7 separate regions of the Homo sapiens genome follow, and all the other regions are linked to region 7. The links are chromatin contacts, found by Hi-C or POLR2A ChIA-PET in ENCODE. All regions are on one chromosome and are shown on one strand. The core of a region is the stretch at or near the end of the contact, and the rest is flanking DNA. Distances in the headings are between cores, read along the strand shown. Region 1 has its middle 2.8 kb from the start of TRA-CGC1-1. Region 2 holds the start of ZNF322 (zinc finger protein 322). Region 3 holds the start of ZSCAN26 (zinc finger and SCAN domain containing 26). Region 4 holds the start of ZSCAN9 (zinc finger and SCAN domain containing 9). Region 5 holds the start of ZSCAN31 (zinc finger and SCAN domain containing 31). Region 6 holds the start of ZSCAN12 (zinc finger and SCAN domain containing 12). Region 7 holds the start of ZNF184 (zinc finger protein 184).

What was found. A loop is a pair of places that touch in the nucleus more often than their neighbours do. ChIA-PET counts read pairs that join two places held with the same protein, here RNA polymerase II (POLR2A). Pooled maps may share reads with other maps.
Region 1: a map of OCI-LY7 shows a loop between it and region 7 (4-fold over the local background). The contact joins the enhancer-like site here to the promoter of ZNF184 in region 7. A Hi-C loop is called at or near these places in 13 of 168 maps with a recorded cell type or tissue (B cell, CD8-positive, alpha-beta T cell, HepG2 and 10 more), 9 of 37 single-sample maps with no recorded cell type and 24 of 50 pooled maps. POLR2A ChIA-PET finds 5 or more read pairs at or near these places in 3 of 52 experiments (GM10248, GM12878 and naive thymus-derived CD4-positive, alpha-beta T cell).
Region 2: a pooled map shows a loop between it and region 7 (8-fold over the local background). The contact joins the promoter of ZNF322 here to the promoter of ZNF184 in region 7. A Hi-C loop is called at or near these places in 8 of 50 pooled maps.
Region 3: a map of gastrocnemius medialis shows a loop between it and region 7 (7-fold over the local background). The contact joins the promoter of ZSCAN26 here to the promoter of ZNF184 in region 7. A Hi-C loop is called at or near these places in 2 of 168 maps with a recorded cell type or tissue (gastrocnemius medialis and naive thymus-derived CD4-positive, alpha-beta T cell) and 11 of 50 pooled maps. POLR2A ChIA-PET finds 5 or more read pairs at or near these places in 2 of 52 experiments (CD4-positive, alpha-beta T cell and activated T-cell).
Region 4: a loop to region 7 is called in a map of endothelial cell of umbilical vein, with 3 times the contacts of the local background. The contact joins the promoter of ZSCAN9 here to the promoter of ZNF184 in region 7. A Hi-C loop is called at or near these places in 3 of 168 maps with a recorded cell type or tissue (Right ventricle myocardium inferior, endothelial cell of umbilical vein and gastrocnemius medialis), 4 of 37 single-sample maps with no recorded cell type and 16 of 50 pooled maps.
Region 5: a loop to region 7 is called in a map of CD8-positive, alpha-beta T cell, with 4 times the contacts of the local background. The contact joins the promoter of ZSCAN31 here to the promoter of ZNF184 in region 7. A Hi-C loop is called at or near these places in 3 of 168 maps with a recorded cell type or tissue (CD4-positive, alpha-beta memory T cell, CD8-positive, alpha-beta T cell and naive thymus-derived CD4-positive, alpha-beta T cell) and 15 of 50 pooled maps. POLR2A ChIA-PET finds 5 or more read pairs at or near these places in 2 of 52 experiments (CD4-positive, alpha-beta memory T cell and OCI-LY7).
Region 6: a map of B cell shows a loop between it and region 7 (3-fold over the local background). The contact joins the promoter of ZSCAN12 here to the promoter of ZNF184 in region 7. A Hi-C loop is called at or near these places in 1 of 168 maps with a recorded cell type or tissue (B cell), 1 of 37 single-sample maps with no recorded cell type and 7 of 50 pooled maps. POLR2A ChIA-PET finds 5 or more read pairs at or near these places in 2 of 52 experiments (AG04449 and PC-3).

Annotation. Positions count from the first base shown.
Region 1 is chr6:26,549,325-26,552,024 of GRCh38, forward strand. No RefSeq gene overlaps it. Among named protein-coding and RNA genes, the nearest start is that of TRA-CGC1-1, 2.8 kb to the right of the region's middle. RefSeq lists enhancers at 1-766, 1,026-1,560, 1,545-1,594. Within about 2 kb of position 1,292, at least 11 of the 41 ENCODE cell types and tissues checked have a DNase peak (open chromatin) inside an H3K27ac peak, as active enhancers do; they include B cell, OCI-LY7, ascending aorta and 1 more, where a contact is called at or near this core.
Region 2 is chr6:26,658,385-26,661,084 of GRCh38, forward strand. It overlaps ZNF322 (zinc finger protein 322), which reads right to left and starts at 1,362. Exons shown (of 4, transcript NM_024639.5): 1 at 1,057-1,362; 2 at 174-262. RefSeq lists enhancers at 792-1,292, 1,013-1,062, 1,073-1,262, 1,293-1,793, 1,493-1,552 and 1 more.
Region 3 is chr6:28,265,696-28,268,395 of GRCh38, forward strand. It overlaps ZSCAN26 (zinc finger and SCAN domain containing 26), which reads left to right and starts at 1,448. Exons shown (of 4, transcript NM_001023560.4): 1 at 1,448-1,518. RefSeq lists enhancers at 1,286-1,345, 1,490-2,054.
Region 4 is chr6:28,224,012-28,226,711 of GRCh38, forward strand. ZSCAN9 (zinc finger and SCAN domain containing 9) reads left to right here and starts at 1,264. Exons shown (of 4, transcript NM_006299.5): 1 at 1,264-1,355. RefSeq lists an enhancer at 1,069-1,168.
Region 5 is chr6:28,334,756-28,337,455 of GRCh38, forward strand. ZSCAN31 (zinc finger and SCAN domain containing 31) reads right to left here and starts at 1,393. Exons shown (of 4, transcript NM_030899.5): 1 at 1,327-1,393. RefSeq lists an enhancer at 939-1,058.
Region 6 is chr6:28,398,482-28,401,181 of GRCh38, forward strand. It overlaps ZSCAN12 (zinc finger and SCAN domain containing 12), which reads right to left and starts at 1,266. Exons shown (of 4, transcript NM_001163391.2): 1 at 1,176-1,266. It overlaps LOC105374998 (a long non-coding RNA gene), which reads left to right and starts at 1,338. Exons shown (of 2, transcript XR_926659.2): 1 at 1,338-1,426. RefSeq lists a silencer at 319-388 and an enhancer at 1,400-1,649.
Region 7 is chr6:27,471,750-27,474,449 of GRCh38, forward strand. ZNF184 (zinc finger protein 184) reads right to left here and starts at 1,356. Exons shown (of 6, transcript NM_001318891.2): 1 at 980-1,356; 2 at 539-684. The coding sequence starts at 545. It overlaps LOC105375001 (a long non-coding RNA gene), which reads left to right and starts at 1,375. Exons shown (of 2, transcript XR_926664.4): 1 at 1,375-1,560. RefSeq lists enhancers at 478-607, 938-1,027, 1,048-1,147, 1,208-1,367.

The DNA.
Region 1 (2,700 bases), core at 42-2,541, 920 kb before region 7:
CCCTATGAGCTGAGTAGTATTGTTCTCATTTAACTTTACATTTAGACAAACATAAATTTAGACATATATCAGCCTGGGTGATCTAGAGGTTTTTTTGTTTGCTTGTTTGTTTTTTTGAGACGGAGTTTCACTCTTGTCGCCCAGGCTGGAGTGCATTAGCGCGATCTCAGCTCACTGCAACCTCCGCCTCCCGGGTTCAAGTGATTCTCTTGTCTCACCCTGCCGAGTGGCTGGAATTACAGGCGCCTGCCACCATGTCTGGCTAATCTTTTGTATTTGTTTTAGTCGAGACAGGGTTTCACCATTTTTGCCAGGCTGGTCTCGAACTCCTGACCTCGTGATCCACCCGCCTCGGCCTCCCAAAGTGCTGGGATTACAGGCGTGAGCCACCACGCCCGGCCTAGAGTTTTTAATAACCAAATTTCTGACCCTCACATCTGAGGCACTGAGCATGGAAGAGTTGGAAAGAAGAGGGAGGGAAACTTATTTTTCTGTATCTGTTCTTGCACCACTACCTTCTTTTCTCAATAGTTGTTGTGTTACAGAAAAAGGGTCCCGATCCAGACCCCAAGGGAGGGTTCTTGGCTCTCCCGCAAGAAAGAATTCAGGGCGAGTCCGCAGTGCAAAGTAAAAGCAGGTTTATTAAGAAAGTTAAGTAGTGAAAGTACAGCTACTCCATAGACAGAGTAGGGTGTTCCTGAAACGCGGAGGAAAGTGTCCACCCTAGATACATACCTGTAAGTATGGGGAGATGTGCTCTGCTACAAGGGTCTGTGATAAAGGATTAATTTTCTTATTATATTTTGTAAGAATCGATATTATTATCTTTAAAGCAAAATTTGGAATGCCTTTGTTCTCCAGATATGGGGACATCTAGACACTCCCAAGTCTGGGTCTGTTTAGTAAACATTATTAATTTGTTCCCTTAACCATAAACATCTAGAGGCTAGGAATGCCTGACTTTCTGGGAATGCAGCCCAGCAAAAGTCCCGGCCTCGTTTTCCTAGCCCTCACTCAAAATGGAGTCGCTCTGGTTCGAATGCCTCTCACAGAAATCCCGCTAAAATGTACCTCCCTCGGTTGCGGTGAGCCGTGATCGTGCCACTGCACTCCAGCCTGGGAGATAGAGTGAGAACTCCGTCTCAAAAAAAAAAAAAAAAAATACCTCCTTCTTCTCTCAAAACTCTCCAATGGCTTCCACCCTGGGTCATCAACATGGCCTGGAAGAGCCGTACTCTGGATACCCGAGGGCGCGGCCCCAGCGCCGCGACGCCCCGCCCCTCTGGCTGCTCCGCTCTGGGATGCACTTCCGACGCCCTCTAGGCTTGGGAGTTCCGCGCCTCTCGGTGTCGCCTGGGGGGCGTGCTCCGGTTGGCGCACTGATTCCCAGTTGGGTAGGGGAGGCTTGACTGAGCTCCCACCCGGAATTTCACCTTAGACCTTTAAAGACCTTGCTCCGGCCTCCCGCGCCAGCGCTAACACCTAGTCCTCTTTAGTGGAGTTCCGGCGGAAGGGGATGGCGGGCACCCGACGGTGGTCTCCTCCCAGATGGCGAATTTCCGCGGCTTCTTCATCTTTTAGCTCCCAGGGAGCCCTCTGGCCCCAGCATGAAGCCCATGGAGCCCTTTTCAAAATTGTATTTTTAAAAGCTTTTAAAAAATACACAGGATTTTAAAGAAAGCCAATTGTACTACAAAACAGTTTTCAAACGATTAAAATAATTTCATAGAGTAATGTGTGCTTCTCATTAATGCATTAAATATTAAACATCAAGACCCGTCTTATGACTGCTGTAATTTTCAAACAGTTGTCTTGGGTATTTGTAACAACTGTATTGTGATACAAAAATATGTGATTTTTCTTTTCTTTTTTTTTAGACAGAGTCTCCCTCTGTCGCCTAGGCTGGAGTGCAGTGGCGTGGTCTCTGCTCACTGCAAGCTCCGCCTCCCGGGTTCACGCCATTCTCCTGCCTCAGCCTCCCGAGTAGCTGGGACTACAGGTGCCCGCCACCAATTTTGTTTTTGTATTTTTAGTAGAGACGGGGTTTCACCGTATTAGCCAGGATGGTCTTGATCTCCTGACCTGGTGATCCGCCCGCCTCGGCCTCCCAAAGTGCTGGAATTACAGGCATGAGCCACCACCCCCGGCCAAAAATATGTGATTTTTCTTGATGACAGAGTCGTAGTTACTTCTCTTTCAATTGTGGTTTGTTACCTGTATTAGTAAGTGAAAGATATGTTAAATTTCAGTTAGAATAGACTAGAATCAGAAATAATCAGAATGCAGTGTGTGTGTTAAGAGTAAGGAATAGTTCATGCAACTTTTGTTTCTGTTACATATGTATGACTGAATTACGATGTAAACTAAACTAAATTGTAGGTCACCACCAAAAAAATGAAAGCTACTGCCACTAGGCCCAAGTTCTGGGTGAAGAACCACGTCTGTTTACCTGGGCAACCCCATGGATCAGGAAAGCAGGGGATCAGAAAGGAGCACGCTAATAGAGAAAAGAGGGAGCCTGTGCATTTTTGTTGCTTTTCAAGAAAGAGTTTAACCTTTAACAACTTGTAGCCATTGTTATTGCAACTTTTACTCCTATTGCAGATGAAAAGCTTTGTGCGCTGTGGCTCCCTTTCCAAAAGGCCCATCTATTTTCTAAACAGCTCCTAGGTTATGAGACCTATGGTCAGCTCAAGAGTC
Region 2 (2,700 bases), core at 112-2,611, 810 kb before region 7:
GCCTTAAGTTGGTAGGATAGGGCTCAGTTTTATCACTCTGCTATCTTAGGAGCTAAGAAAGGGGCATTCTCTTTTTCCATATATCTTCTCCCATACTTTCCTGTCTTTCACCCTGCCCCACCCCACACCCCCATCCACATTTATACAGAAACAGAGCCTGGTATACCACTTACCGTAACAAGAAAGACTCAAGACCATCTTCCTTTTGGTTTCAAAAGGTCTCTAGTTCAGAACTATTCACAACACTCAATTCTTGCCTCTCCTAGAGGAAAAATCAATAATGTAGACGATGACCTTGTGAAATTTATAATTCATAATTTTTCTAGAGCTGGCCTAGAAAACTGGTCCCATTTCCTCTCCATTCTAGTGAGCATCCTTCAACCATAGCTTACCTCTTCCCATCTTTGCTTACACTGTTTCTCCTGCAGGAAGTACCTGCCACTGGTAGCCATCAGTTCCGACCAGCTCTAGACAAAATGTCAAGAATCTTTCTATTACTAACTGTAACTTCATAACAAAGCCCTAAGCCTCGTTTTTCGTTTGTTTTTTCTCCTTCTGCTAATTGTTTTTGTTTGTATTATCTCAACTCCTAAGATCAAAGACCCATTCGTCTACCACTACAAACCCCAAAGTGCATGTGATAAGTGTATATAATATAAAGTTATCTGTAATTCCATTTTCCAAAAAGAAATGGTTATAGGAAGATTAAACAAACCAGATTTTTCTGCAGATAGATTCAACTGCAACATAACTAATTTCTGCACTGAAGATGAAGCGAAAAATCCATTCAAGGTCCTTTTTTTCCTCGATATATATGAAAGATTATATTGCTTTGAAAAGTGCCTTGCAGTGTTTACTATCTCTAGGAACTACCGTACTAAGGTTCTCTTCTTTCAACTTTTCATTGACCATCTTTCAGTCCTCCGTCCGCCGTCAGCGGAGACCAGACCATGCTCAGTGTCCAGGAACAGGGGCTGCTCCCACTCGACTGTGGCCGTGGGTCTTGGGTCCCACCGCGCACCCATCCCACCCCTGGGCCCCGCAGGCCGCGCTTACCCTGGCAGCCGCCGGCGCCGCCCCTAGGCCTGGGGACAGCACTTCCGGTTACTCTCCGGACACTCGAATCTGGGCTTCCTGGCGGCCGCAGACTCTGCGATAGTAGATCTAAGGGCCAGGCTTCGGGAAGGAAAGAAAAGCGAACCCGGCACGGACAAGACCTAGGAGCAACTCCCTTCGTGCGCCTAGACTAGAGGAGTTGGGGCCAGGCCGCCCACAGAGCGCTTTAACAGAGCGCTTCAAGGGCCCACAAGGCCGGCTACGCAAACCCTTTCAAGCTGGCTGGGAAGAGGCCGGCGCAGCCCCACCCCCGCAAGTCACATGATCACCCCTCTCCGGCCACTAGGGCGTTCCAACCCCGGCCCCTGGGCCAATAGGAGCCGAGTCTTCGGAAAGGGGCGGGGCCCGGGGCGCCTGCGCTCTGGGAGCCCTCGGCGTTTTGGTGGGAGGGGGTCTTGCTGGCGCAGTGGAAGGCCGGCTGCGGGGGGAGGCGATCGCTGCCACCCTGTCTAAGAAGAAACGGCACCAACAGCGTTGCAGTTTATGTTACAGTTTCCCCAAGGCTGTTAACCGAGGACTCAAACCAGGAGTAGAGTCACAAAGATTAGATGCCACTGACCCTGAGAGAAACACCAGGAAAGATCTGGGAGAGATAGAGGATTCTGAAGCACAGTGGCAGCGCTGTCATCCACGAAGATGTGGCCAGCGAGATGGAAGAAATGCTTTTAAAAGTGGTGGACTTGTGTGGGTGGAGAAAACAGCAGCGAGAGAAAGTACTGTGGGAGGTTCCCCAGTCCTTGCTGATTATGTTTCTGATTTGGAATCAGCTAAGAGTAAATCACCTAGTGGTGGGGCTGGAACAGAACTCAGTTCTTTAGGTTGAACACTGGGTATTCTCCCAGCTCAATTGTTAAATTAAAAAAAACAAACCAACAAAAAACAGTTTTTAAATGTCCTCAGCTATCAAAGGGAAAAGATGAGTAGTAGGAATATGGAAAACTAAACCCTGGGCAGCCTGGCCAAGGACTTGGATTGTGAGCCAGTTGCTGAGGTTTAGTAATTGGGGAGCGCAGTCTCTGAGACACGTATTCAGTATTAACTAATCATGTTCCTACTAGTGGAATTCTTCCGCAGAGGGTCTACAGCTTATTCTACTTTCATGTTTATTTTTAATGAAACTTTCAAGGTCAAAATATTCCACTCAGGGTTGTCTTAATATTTTGAATAATAACATTTTGAGTGTGTAGCATGTATCAAACACTGTTCTAATAACTTTACACTATTGTCTCATTCAGTTGTAACAAAAATCGTGTGAGATATGTATTCTTTTAGGAGGAAACTGGTGCACAGAGAGATTAAGTAGCTTGCCCAGGATCACATATTACTGATGAAGCTGTAATGTGAACAGTCTGATGCCAGATTCTGTGCTTGCAGTCACTATACTTATGGCTACCTCAATAGTGGTGAGTGTATTGTGTAAAATTATTGGAATAAAAATTAAGCAAGTTGGATTCTGATCTCTGCACTGCATATAACAAGGTCTGAATATGTGTAGAATTGAACTGTTCAACCTTTTCTTTCAGGATACATTGGCCCAAAGTACTCTTTATTAATTGTTTTATTCAGTTAAACATTTATTGAGCA
Region 3 (2,700 bases), core at 198-2,697, 790 kb after region 7:
TTCAGACACTTAAGAAGAAAAGATAACTGCTTGTGATAATGAAACTGGTTGTTTTTTTTCTGTTATGATAATTTCAATGCTTGAAACACTGAATAAATTACACGTCAGTACAATGTTTTGTATATTTAATGATATTTCAAAGCTTCTGTCAACTGATCAGTTAAACACAAAAGTTTGTTCAGATTTTTTAAAGGTTTTTTTTTCTTTCTTCCAACTTTTGTTTTAGGTTCAGTGGGTACATGTGCAGGTATGTTACATGAATAAAGTGCATACTGCTGGGGTTTGGTGTACAAATGATTTTGTCACCAAAGTGGTAGCATAGTACCTTATAGGTAACTTTTCAATCTTCACCTTCCTCTCACCCTCCACCCTCAAGAAGTCCTTGTGTCTGTTGTTCCCATTTGTGTTCATGTTTACTGAATGTTTAGCACCCACTTATAAGTAAGAACATGCAGTATTTGGTTTTCTGTTCCTGTGTTAATTGGCTTAGGATAAATGGCCTCCAGCTGCATCCATGTTGCTGCAAAGGACATGATCTCATTCTTTTAGCTGCATGATATTCCATGGTGTTATGTACCACATTTTCTTTTTCCAGTCCACCACTGATGGGCATCTAGGTTGATTCCATGTTTCTGCTATTGTGAAAAGTGCTGTGATGAACATACACATGCATGGTCTTTATGGTAGAACAGTATATTCCTCTGGGTATATACCCAATAATGGAATTGCTGGGTCAAATGAGAGCTCTGTTTTAAGTTCCTTAAGAAATTTCCAAATTGCTTTCCACAGTGGCAGAACTAATTTACATTCCCACTAGCAATGTATAAGCATTCAAAGAGTTTATCTTATTCAAAAACTATAAAAACCCAGTTTGTGATACTGTGGGCAAGAGAGACTATTTCTGTTCTCTGTTGTAGAATTTATTTTGATAAAGTGATATCTGTTGCTTTTATTCCCCCTGAAACTTACATTGATTGCAAAGTGTTGTTGATTTATTTTCTCTCACAGTAATAGCCCTAATTTCTTCTTACCTTAAACCTTTCAATCCAAACGTATGTCCATTGTTTAGTTTAATTTTCGAAATACTTTGACAATTATTTTTGCCATTGTGTTTGATGAATTTCTAAATTGCGAAAAATGGCGAAGTATGTGTGTTTTATTTATGTGAGCAAAGTGAAAATGTTGGCTGTTTGTGATAACACTCAACGGAGCTGGCCTGTTTTTACATGAATAAAATAAACATCCACTTTAAAATGAGAAAACAAAAACAAAAACAGAAACAAAAAAAAAACCCCAACAATCTTAGCTCACAACGAAATGACCCTCCCAGCCGTCCTCAGCAGGCAGCACCCATGTTAGTCTCCTTCTGCGATGCCTAAGCGGCAGCACCATCGAGCCAAGGTCCTCCAGCGTTCCTAGAGCGGAGAAGAAAGCGCTCCGAAGAGCTAGAGCTGACACTCGGCGATGAGCTAAGACGCTGTTTCAGAGCGTTTGGGTCCTCTGAGGCCCCTTGACCAGGTGAGCGGACCCTGGAGCTGGGCCCCGGGCTGGGGCGGAACTGCGGCCTAGGGGCCTAGGGAGCAGCTGCTTCCCGGCGGGTGCAGAGAATCTTCCCTCGACCGAGGGGGCGGGGTCCGTAGCGGAGGTGTCGGCCCTGGGGCCTATGAGAGTGATGAAGCTGTGGATCTGGTAAACAGAGTACAACCTTCTGCTGCATATTTTTCATCCATTCAGCGCAATTTTAAGTAGATATTAAAGGTAGGCGCCACCGAGAAGGTAATATTTGAGCAGAAATCTGAAGGAGGTGGGTGGAAAGACCTAAGTGGCTTTTGCGGTCAGGAACTTTCTAGGTAGAGGGAATAGCAAGTGCAAAGGTCTTAAAGCAGGAGCTTGCTTGGCATATTTGAGGAATAACGGGGAGACCAGAGCGGTTGGAGCAGTGAACAAAGGCGACCTTTGTAGGGAATGATGTCAGAGAGATTGGGGTATGGAGAGGAAGAGTGTAGAGGAAATGAGAACTGTATCGTGTAAGGAATTTTGTCTTTTTTTGGTGTGTGTTTTTGGAGGATTTTGAGCAGAAGAAAACATGATCTGACTTATGTTTTAAAGCTTCTTTACTTGGAGACTCATGATGATAATAGATTGTAAGTGGGCAAGAATGGAATCAAGAAAACTTAAAAGTTAAGAGTAATTTTTTAAAATTCCAAGTAATTCAGGTGGGAGATAAGGATATCTTGAGCCAGTGATCAGATTATGATCTGCTTTGAAAATAGAGACAATAATATTTGCTACTGGGTCAGATGTAGGGTGTGACAGTAAGAAGGCAAATATAAATCCAAGGTTTTGGGCCTGTGGGTGCAAGAGATACTGGAGAAAAGATCTGAGGTTTAGCTTTGGTACCTCGTGTAAGTTCTTCAACTCTCCCCGTCTCAATTTCCTTCTCTGCACGAAGAAATTAGGAATAGTGTCTTCTTTATAGGGTTGTGTGAGGGTTAAATAATTAATATATGTGAAACATGTAGTATAGTTGTCCTGGCTCATTGTTTTATTATGCTGAGACATGAAGTGTGAGTGGGCATTAACAAGAAGAAAATTGGAGGGTTGGAGGGTGGTCCAAGCAGAAGGAATAAGCTGTGGAAGGGCCAAGGAGCAAGAAGGAGTATTGCAAATTTGATGAAATAAAGTACTTTATTAGATCAA
Region 4 (2,700 bases), core at 14-2,513, 750 kb after region 7:
TACCGTTTTGGAGTTAAAACAGATCATGGAGCCTCCATTAACACACAAGATACTTTCTTACTGCTTTAATAAAATAAATGATAAGATTCTGTTAAAACAAACAGAATATAGTTTAATCTACGTGACACCATCATTCTGGTTGGCATAGTAAAACTGATGAATGACTAACAGTACCTACAATTACGCTCTTTTGTACCAATAAAATTTATTTAAGGCTGGGCATGGTGGCTCATGCCTGTACCAGCACTTTGCCAGGCGGAGGTGGGAGGATCACTTGAGGTCAGGAGTTAGAGACCAGCCTGGCCAACAAAGCGAGACCCTGGTCTCTACCCCCCTCCCCCAAAAAAAATGCTGGGCATGGTGGTATGTGACTGTAGTCCCAGCTACTCAGGAGGCTGAGGCAGGATTGCTTGAGCCAGGAGTTGCAGTCTGCAGTGAGCTATGATGGTGCCACTGCACTCCAGCCTGGGTGACAAATTTATTTAATTGGTTTTGGTTTGATTTTGTATTATTATTACTAAAACTCCAGAAAACTTTTACAGCAAAAAAAAAAAACAACAAAAAACAAAAACAAGAAAGAAAGAAAAGGAAAGGAGGATGGGAGAAAGGCAGGAAGGGAGGGAGGAAGGTAGGAAAAGAGGAAGGGAGGGAGGAAAGAAGGCAAGCACGCAGGCAGATGCCTAAATAAAGAATACATAGGGGCCTGGACAAATAAATTGCTTTATGGACTGTTATGCACCCATACAATAAGTTAGACTTACATGATGAGTAAAGCTTTTTAGGATACATGAAGTGAAAACGTTAAAATAAGCGGGGGAGAAAAGGCTAAATATAAAATAATGCCATTGTGTGTGTGAGAGAGGATCACAATGATATACAAATTCCAGGCTAACGGTGACAGTGGCTGCCTCGGGGAGTGGGACTAAGGAGGGGTAGGTGGGGTTTGACATTTTACTTTATTAATTTTGGTATTGTCTGAGGGTTTTTAAACCATAAATAATGTATTAATTTTAAAAATGCTTTTAAAAATCATCATTTTCAATAGTTAACGGTCTATGCTTCATCAACGTTTTCCGTTTAAAACCTGTGTGCGGCCCACACACGTATGACATTCTGATTATGTGATTCACTGCTGAAAAAGAACTGGACGCCAGGAAATTGGGGGTTGAGTCCGAAGCAAGGTGAACGCCGGACATCGAGACATGGAATCCTAGACCGGCCCGGAAGTGCCTCTGCTCCGTCCGCCTTCGAGGAGAGGTCGGCATCTTTGTTCCCTGCCCGGCCATTGTTCGTGCCGCGCTTCTAGCAACGCCGGGCCGGTAACCCCCTCTCCCTCCTTGCGCGTTCCGGGTCTCGTGAGTTGGCTGTGGGGACCGGGAATGGAGGCGGGTCAGGGAGGGTGGGGCTGGAAAAGGGGTGTGGAAAGTGAACCTCAGCCGCTGGGAAGTGGGAGCCGGAGGAGGGGGCGGCGGTCAGTGCCGGGCGGCTTCGGGCGTCCCCTAGACCAGAGTGGTCATCCCCAGCTGTGGGGACATTGTACAAGAAAGGGTTGTAGGAGGACTGCGAGGCTGAAGGGTCACCTCGGTGAATAACGACAACAGGCTTAGGACTCAGGGAAAGAAACACCCGGGAGAGGAAGTTAAGGACAATTAAGACTTTGGCAGCCTTCACGATGGAGAACCTGTATACCCTCTTACCTCTAGATTCTGAAAGCAAATTAAGGGGCGTTGAATGGACTGGTTTTCAAGCGCAGAATGTAGCAGTTCCCGATTCCCTTTTCCTTAGTTCATTGATTCTCAAACCTTATAATACATACAAATCACTGAGGAGCCCGTTAAAGGGCATATTCTGGGTCTCCCTGTACTTCTCTCCACCTCCCAATTCAGATTCCCCAGATGTCTGCCATAGGGCCTTTCAAGCTGGAATTCAGCTGCTGCGCTGTGCTTCCTGGCATTTTGGAGACACACATTTTGGGAACACCCCCATGGGTTTCAGGTGCTTCCTGCGTCTGTGGAGAAAACTTTTCCCTTGGGCTTCTTTGGCTTCTTAGGATTGTCCTCAAAAAGAAGTTGACCTTGGGCAATCTACTTAACTTTCCCTGGCTTCCATTTCTTATCTAGTGAAATAATTATTATAATAAAACCTCAGTGGGTAATTGTGAGGATGAAATATAGTCTTGTATCTGAAAGCATATTGTAGACTTGTGCAGTGTTGACTGTTATTCTTCAGTAGCAGCAGGGCGGTGTGGAAAGCTCCAGGACTTGGAATCCACCTAAGCCTTTCTTTCTGTAAATTTAGTGAAAATAATACTAACCTTAAATGGTTGTTTTGAAGATTAAGAAAACTGAAGTAAATAGTAAAGTAAATGTTGGTTCGTTCATTTAGTCGACAGTAACAATATTTCCATTTATTCTTTCTCTAAGTTGATGTTTATACAGTGAGTTCAAACTTTTTATTCAGACTTTCTGAGTGATCGGTGCAGTCCCTAATTCATGGGCTGTTTTCCTCCATGAACTCTGTGAAGCATTATTGCTATTTCTTCTTCACATAAAGAAATCAAGATTGAAAGAAGATTTAAAAACTTGGCACAAGGTCACACAACTAGTAAATATTAGGATCAGAATAAAACCTAGGTCTGGGTCAGCTGTGGTGGCTGACGTAATCCCAGCACTTTGGGAAGCCAAGGTGGGAGGATCACTT
Region 5 (2,700 bases), core at 143-2,642, 860 kb after region 7:
TACAAACAGGTATAAAAGACATCTGTGGGACAACAGGGGGTGGAAGGATTTAAACATGAACTAGGTGTTAGGTGAAGCGCCTACACTTAGTTGGGTGTGCTAATAATCTTGTGGTTATGTAGGGAAATGTCCCCAATTTTTAGAGATGCATTAGAAACTAGAGGTGACAAGTTATGAGGTTGGTGGTTTTTACAATATTTAAAGAAAACATATGCGACAAACATTGCATAATGTTGACTTATTAAATAAAAATTACGTGTATATAGGAAATAAGGCTTTTGACAGGGAGAGACCCTTCTCTACCTCTGGACCTCGGTTTCGCCGCAAAGCTCCGACCTCTCTAGGGGTCTCTCCCACCACCCTGTGAAAGGGCTACCTAGCTTGCCTTAGGTGGATAGCAAGGGAAGGGTCCCTGGAGAGCCTGCCCCCGCCCATGATTTAGTGTCTTATCCCCACATAACATAAAACTAAGCCTGGGGAAAAAATCAGGTTGCAGGCACCGATAAGGGAACTAGCACAGGGTGTTGTGCCTAGAGATATGCCCACGGCTGCATAGATAGAAAAACCTCGGGCCCATTTGGATAAAAACTTGCACAGAACCTCCAGCTCACTCAGATAAGGGAACAAGGCCTGACACATAATGCCTTTGTCCTTTGTATAGTCAGCAGGTTCCCAGGAAAAGTTTCTTCTCCTTTTGTGGGTATGGACACGGTGGGTTCTGGTAGGTTCCGGCAGGCGCTCTACTTTCCTTTATTAGGACTATAAGCCCAGCTTCTGTGAATCATCACCTCAGCCCCTGATTGGTCCGGGGCCAAACTTTCACTTCGGCTTCTGATAGGTCCTGGGCCAAGCTAAGCAGCAGCTATGAATCATCATTTCAGCTCCTGATTGGTCCCGGACCAAGCTGAGTCAAGCGTTCGCCAGGACAGCCCGCAGACTAAGCGCATTCCCTCTCCTTTCCAGTCCATAAAAACCCCAGAACGGGCCCCATAATGGGTACTCCCGGTCGGGACCCCTTCTCTGCTGGCAGAGAGCTTTTTCCTTTCGCTTATTAAACTTTCGCTCTAACCTCACCTTTGTGTCTGCGCTCCTTTATCGTCTTGGAGGCAGGACAAAGAACTCCGGGCGTTATCTCAGACAAAGAAAGGCTGTTTAATCTTCAGGATAAGGGGCGGGACCTCCACCTACTCCACGGGGGCTTCAGGCCAGTGAATGTGTAGGGGCGGGGGTCACGCCTGCGCAGACGTTCCCTCCCCGCCTACTCCAAGGCACAGACCTGAAATCTTCTGGGAACCTGGCGGGTCGCGACAAGGGGCCAAGACTCACCTTCGGGGCACCGGCAAGCTACGGAACAGGTGGCGGGGCTGCAGCACCCCAATGACCGATCAACCGCAAAGGCCGGAAATGCGTCAGCCGTTCTGAGCCCACTGGCTGAAGCCAGGCAACTCTTTCCTTTCTAGGAATTCCAGAGGTGGCTGCTGCTTGGTGACTCCCTTATTGCAAACCCCGGGGCCAAAAATCCCAGTCCCACTGGGTGCGAGGCGGAGAAATCCGGCGAGGCATTTCTATGGGGAGCGGCCCCCAGCATTTAGGAGTTAGATGGTCATCGAGACCCAAAACATTAGAGCCGGAAGGTGTTAGGAAGATATAAACGTAGAGAGCGAGTAACAGGAGGCAATTCCACGGCCAAACAGGTTTATTTACAGGAAAAGCCTGCGAAGAGTTCCAGTTAGGAATCTGGCTGAGATCCTGATCGCTTACAAGCTGAGGCTTTTATAATAAAGTTTCTGTTGGGGAGGGGTTGGGGAAGTGCTGGCTAGTTGGAACTGTTTGGACACTTTCCAACTGGGGACAGATGTGGTTAGGGCCGTTAGGCTCTGTTGCGGTTAGAGCTGTTATGCTCTGTTGAAGCTATGGACGGGGTTGACATTTGCTTTGTTTCTTGAGAACACAGTCATCAAGGTTGTAAAATGGCATCACTATTGTTAGTCCTCACAGAAGGGACTTCATACTTTTTCTGTCTCTAATACTTACCTATTCTTCCCCGAGTCTGTCCACTTCCTCTGGTCTCTTTGACATCACAAAGGAGAGATGGTAATGGTGGGGACGAGAATACAGAGTTGTTTTTGTTGTGGTTTTGTTATTTTGTGTTTTACACTCAAACCTCTGTCTTCTGGAATCCCAAAGTCTAGAAGAAGAGCGTGTAAACAAGTAACTGCGTAAAACAGACGTGCATGTGAAATGAAGTAAAATAAAATAAGTGCTTGTAAATCGATGAGAATAGCCTCTGGAACATGCTAAGTACGTATGTAGGAAATAAATGTATGTATTAGTTTGAATTCGTGGCGTGGAAGAGAGAGGAAAACTAATGGGGCAAAACAAGACTCAGCAGGAATCTGCCAGTGTACACTGGAAAAGGAGCAAAGGAAATAAATTTCTGGGAGAGGGAATCAAATGTACAAAAGCAGAACTGGGGTGAAATCCTTTGGTACATCCAAAGAACTGGGCTGATCAGCATGACTGGAGAGTGGTATATGTGGCAGGGGCACCAGCTCTTACTTTTTTTGGATCCCTAACCAAGGAATTTGAGCAGTCTGATCAAATTTACATCTAGAAATGTTATCTTGGCAGCCATGTGGGGATGGACTGTAAGGAAATGAGACTACAGGCAGGGAGACCAGCTAGGAGACTACTACAAGA
Region 6 (2,700 bases), core at 16-2,515, 930 kb after region 7:
TAAGCCATCATTATTAATACAAACTCCACCATAAAGTAAAACTGCAAATTCTGAGAACTTAACTATGACCTTTGAAATCTGACCTCCGGATTAATGTACAATACTTACTCAGAAAAATACTCTGATAGAAAAGACTTAAGATTAGACCGATTTAGGCCGGGCACAGTGGCTCACGCCTGTAATCCCAGCACTTTGGGAGGCCGAGTCGGGCGGATCACGAGGTCAGGAGATCGAGACCATCCTGGCTAACATGGTGAAACCCCGTCTCTACTAAAAATACAAAAAAAAAAAAAAAAAAAAAATTAGCCGGGCGTGACGGCGGGCGCCTGTAGTCCCAGCTACTCAGGAGGCTGAGGCAGGGGAATGGCGTGAACCCGGGAGGCGGAGCTTGCAGTGAGCCGAGATCGCGCCACTGCACTCCAGCCTGGGCGACAGAGCGAGACTCCGTCTCAAAAAAAAAAAAAAAGATTAGACTAATTTAAAGAGAAAGACTGAGGAAAGGTGCCAAGTTGTTTCAGGACTTAAGAGTAAGACTTGTTGGTAAACTTATTCTCATTTGGTCCTAAATGAAAGACAAATGGAATAAAACTAACATTTAGATCAAGTAAATAATAATAACAAAAGGTTAGGACATCCTTGATTAGTTACTTTTATCTTTTGAATGTCCAGATGTCTGGTGGAAACCATGAAATCACAAAAGCTACAGTCATGTAAATTTATTTCTTCAGGGACTTAATCTTTCTGCTCCTCATTCTTCATTTATAAAGTGAGAAGGCTGAAGAGGTTACTCTTTAAGGCTTCCCTCTAACCTCGTGGTCTGTGATTATAATCTGAAGTGAGGAAGGCCCAGGAAAGGGTCCCTAGGACGCCGGCGAGCGTCTGTGACCCACCACTGTCCAGAAATGTCGGTAAGCGCTGAACCCAAGGATACACAGCCCGAAGCAAACGCGGAAGGTATGGGCCTTACAGCCTGGAATTGCTGCAGAGACTGGGAGCCAAACCCTCATCCTAATGTCCCAACGCACTTTGGGGAGGGAGAGCTTCCCGCGGATCCGCCTGGGTTTGGGAGGACCGGGGTCCACTCTGCACCGGCCAGGGCCTGAGGGGCCCAGCAGCTGGAATACAGCAATCTCCCGCCCACCTGCTCGCAGCGTACAGAGCACAACATCGCTCACCTGCGGCCCCCAGGGCCAGAAGAGAACTCCCTCCTACGGAGCGAAGGCAAGAGGCCTCGAACCCTTTTGGGACCCGGAACCCATCAAAAGTGACCCACAAAGGCCGGAAGCGGCCACGGGGGGTCTAAGAACCAGCCCGCGCGGGGCGCACTTCCGCGGCCGCTCTAGGAAGGGAGCGAAAGGGGCTTTCAACTCGGTAGTGTTTCCGCGCGTCTACGTGAGAGGAAGGTTGATGGCTTTCAGGCCCGCTGGTAAATGGAACGGGTTTATCTTCTCCTCTTCTTTACCCAGCCATTGTCCACACTTCCCCCGACCCGATGGGTGGTCGAGGCTTGTAGAACTGATCTTAAGACAGGGAAATCCCTTGCGTCTCCATTCACTTTGGGATTCTGTGTCTCTGAGGTTAGAGATGCCTCAAAGGGATGTTCTCCGGGGGACCTTCCCAAATCCGCGCTTAGCGGTGGCGAAGGGACTTCTTCCACACAGACTTCTCAAGGGCCAGCCGGCTGGTTTCTGCCGGCTCTTTCGCCATCCACGATTCTTTTGATGTTCTCTTTTATGTGCTGATGTATGATTATATGTCAGAAAACCCGGTTCAATGGAAAAACTATAAAAAAAGGATAATTTAGTAAAATAGCAAGATATAAAGTTAACACACTAAAATCAACGACCTTCATATATGTGAATAATCAATGATAACGAGTTACGAGATATAATGGAAGAGAAGACCATATTTACAAGAGCAGCAAAAAAGTGAAACTAGGAATAAACTTAACAAGAAATGAACAAAACTTCTATGGGGAAAGCTTTAAAACATTCCTAAAAGGCCAAGTATACATTTAAACAAACAGAAAGCGATATGAGGTTCTTGGAAAGACTCAAAGAGGTCAGTCCTCCCTAAATACGTATGCAACTGTAGTATTCCAACAAAAATATCAACAAATATTGTTCTGGAATTAGATAAACTGATTATAAAATTCATGTGGGGAAATAAGAATAGCCAGGAAACCCATGAAAAAGAAAAATGGTGAGGGTCAACCTTATCAGATACTGGAACATACCCATATAATTTTAGTGTATTAACAGAGAGAAAGAATAGACCAGAAATGGATCCAGGTATGTAAGGATATTGAGTAAATGATGAAGGTGACACCACATATCAACAGGGAAATGAAGAACTTAGAAGTTGTGCTGGGATGATAACCGTTTGGCAAAGGTAAAACTGGATTTGTATTTCCCACCACACATCACAATAGAGATAAATTCTAAATGGATCTGAGATCTAAATATAAAAAATCCACCTATACATGTATTAGAAGAAAACATGAATAATAATTCTAACACGTGGGAATAGGGAAACATTATCTAACCATATGACTCAAAATCTAAAACCCATAAAAATAATAAATCTGGCTACATGAAAATAAAATGTATTGCTTGTCAAAAAAAAATAAGGAAAGAAAAAGGCTTGCAACATATCACAGGCAAGGGCTAGTTTTCCAAATACCTAAAGAGCTCCTAAAAG
Region 7 (2,700 bases), core at 106-2,605:
GACAGTTTCCTTTTCTTTGGAGGACTAAGAACTAAGATCAACACAAAAGTTACAGGGACAAGTACATCTGTTTAATATAAGAAACTAAAAAAGAAAGCCAACAAGGGAATAGTCTGCACCCAAAATGGCGAGTTTAATGCCACACTAGTTCGGGCATAGGGTTGACAGACAGCCGTCTGCCAAGGAGATTTCAAAACTGACTCTTTCATTGAAGGGATAATTGCCAAGATGTCTTCTGACTTCAAGATTATAATTTTAATATTTAATATTCAGAAGTCATGTGGGGATCACAGATATTCTGAATGATTATGTCTTTTCATTCCCCAATGGAACGAAAGAAAAAAATAAACTCCTCTCCCAAGTATCTCTCTATAAAACAGAATCTCTCCCTACAATGTAATTCGGTTTCTTTGCTAATCCCTAAGCATACCGTTCCTTCCTTCCAAATCTCCTGCTCTGATCTCAAGTATTTGATACTCCAGTCATGACTGTTCTCAAGCCTCCATCACCCCGCTCTCCCCCAAGTCGACCCCACTACCTTCCATCTCAGGAGCTCATCCCGTTCCTCTGGAACTTGAACACCAGGGTTCGCCAGGCAGCGTTCCTTCAGCTGGTATCTCGGTCTAGGACTCAGATGTCTAACTCCCCTTGCAGGGAATCTGCAACACGCTGAGGTTGTCTACCCTAAAAGACACAGGATGGCGTCAGCAGCATACGTCACACAATCACACATCAGAGTCTTGCAAAGTGACCAAGAGGTGCTACACAAGAGAAGTGCCCCAAGAGAGCACTAGAGAGGTGTGTGGCACTCCGATGAACAAAACAGAGTGGAGATCGGGTACGCGGGTTCTGCTTCAGATCCAAAAAACCCTTGGTGCCCACCCTAGAATCTGGCCGGGGCATCCACAGACCTGGTGTGTTCCCTCTGTGCACACTTGTGACTCACACCCCTGCGAGCTCGGATAACACGAAGACACACCTGTTGCAGAGCGTTAAAGCTGGAAGGTGGACAAACAGGGCGGGGCCCGGCACCCGACTTCCCCTTAGGCCAGAACAAAAGAACAAAGCCCTCCAAGGGATCAGGGCGGGACCGCCCCGCACAGAAGGAGGCGAGGTGCGCCCCCTTCGAGGACTCCCCAGCTTTCTCCTGCAGAGGCCTCTAAGCGCGAAATCAGAAGGGTGACGTCACGAGTCCGGAGGGCTGGCTGTTGCCATGGTGATACCTGAGCTCCCCTCCCCCTATAGCGATCCACACACTCTGATCCCGGGTCCGGAAGCGCATTGACCGCCACCAGACCTAACGCAGGGAGCCGAAGCAACTGGACTTCCAGCGCGCCAACCTCTTTCCACGCCTACAACCGGCTTCAACGGTCACTTCCGGTCGTTACGAGCGAGCCCCGCCCCGCACGCCGGCGCCGGGCGGGCACACTGGACCAGCGTTCCCAGAACACTCCGCGAAGGTGTTCCTGAACTTCATTTCCCAGAGGCTTTAGCTAACGTGTACTTTCGCCCTGCGATGGGCCGCACATTTTCGCCGCCAGTCTTTTGCTCCTGTTTCAGGTATGCGTGTGCATTGTAAACTTGTCTGACTGAACTGATTATAAGAAATGCACGTCTACTGACCGAGCGCAGTGGCTCACGTCTGTAATCTGAGCACTTTGGGAGGCCGAGGTGGGTGGATCACTAGGTCAGGAGTTCGAGACTCAGCCTGGCCAATATGGTGACACCCCGTCTCTACTAAAAATACAAAAATTAGCCGGGCGTGGTGGCGCGCGCCTGTAGCTACTCAGGAGGCAGAGGCAGAAGAATCGCTTGAACCCGGGAGGAAGAGGTTGCAGTCAGCCGAGATCGCGCCACTGCACTCCAGCCTGGGCGGCAGAGCGAGACTCCGTCTCAAAAAAACAAAACAACAAAAAAAAAAAAAAGAAAGAAAGAAAAGAAAAAAAAGAAATACACGTCTACACACAGTTTTAAAACGCAAACAATCGTTACCTTTATTACATGTTCTACCTTCTATTTTCTGTTCTACTCTTTTGTCGTTTTGAAAATACTGGTAGTTACCCATTAAAATTGTTTTCACGACTCTCAAATGAGTGGCGACCAACTTTTTTTTTTTTTTTTTTTTTTTTGAGACGGAATCTAGCTCTGTTGCTCAGGCTGGAGTGCAATGGCGCGATCTCGGCTCGCTGCAACCTCCACCTCCCGGGTTCAAGCGATTCTCCTGCCTCAGCCTCCCGAGTAGCTGGGATTACAGGCATGCACCACCATCCCCGGCTAATTTTTGTATTTTTAGTAGAGACGAGGGGGTCACCATGTTGGCCAGGCTGGTCTCGAACTCCTGACCTCAAGTGATCCGCCCGCCTCGGCCTCCCAAAGTGCTGGGATTGCAGGCGTGAGCCACTGCGCCCGGCCCCAACATGTTTTTCTAATGCTTAAGGAAACCCGGAGATAATATTCCCATGTTTTGCCACTTAGTAAAGCATTTTATATGCCTGTGTCAGCGAGCACATAGCTGCAAGTGTAGCCCATGGCCAGTCTGTCACTGTGTCCTTGGCAGAAAAAAAGAATCCAACAAATCGGTAGGTTTTTATATTTAAGACATGGCACTTGCATTTTATTATGCTGGCGTGCATCCCCAGCATTTGGATAAGGGGCCAAGGTCAAGTCTCTCAGACTGTTGGCTGACAAACATTAAACCTG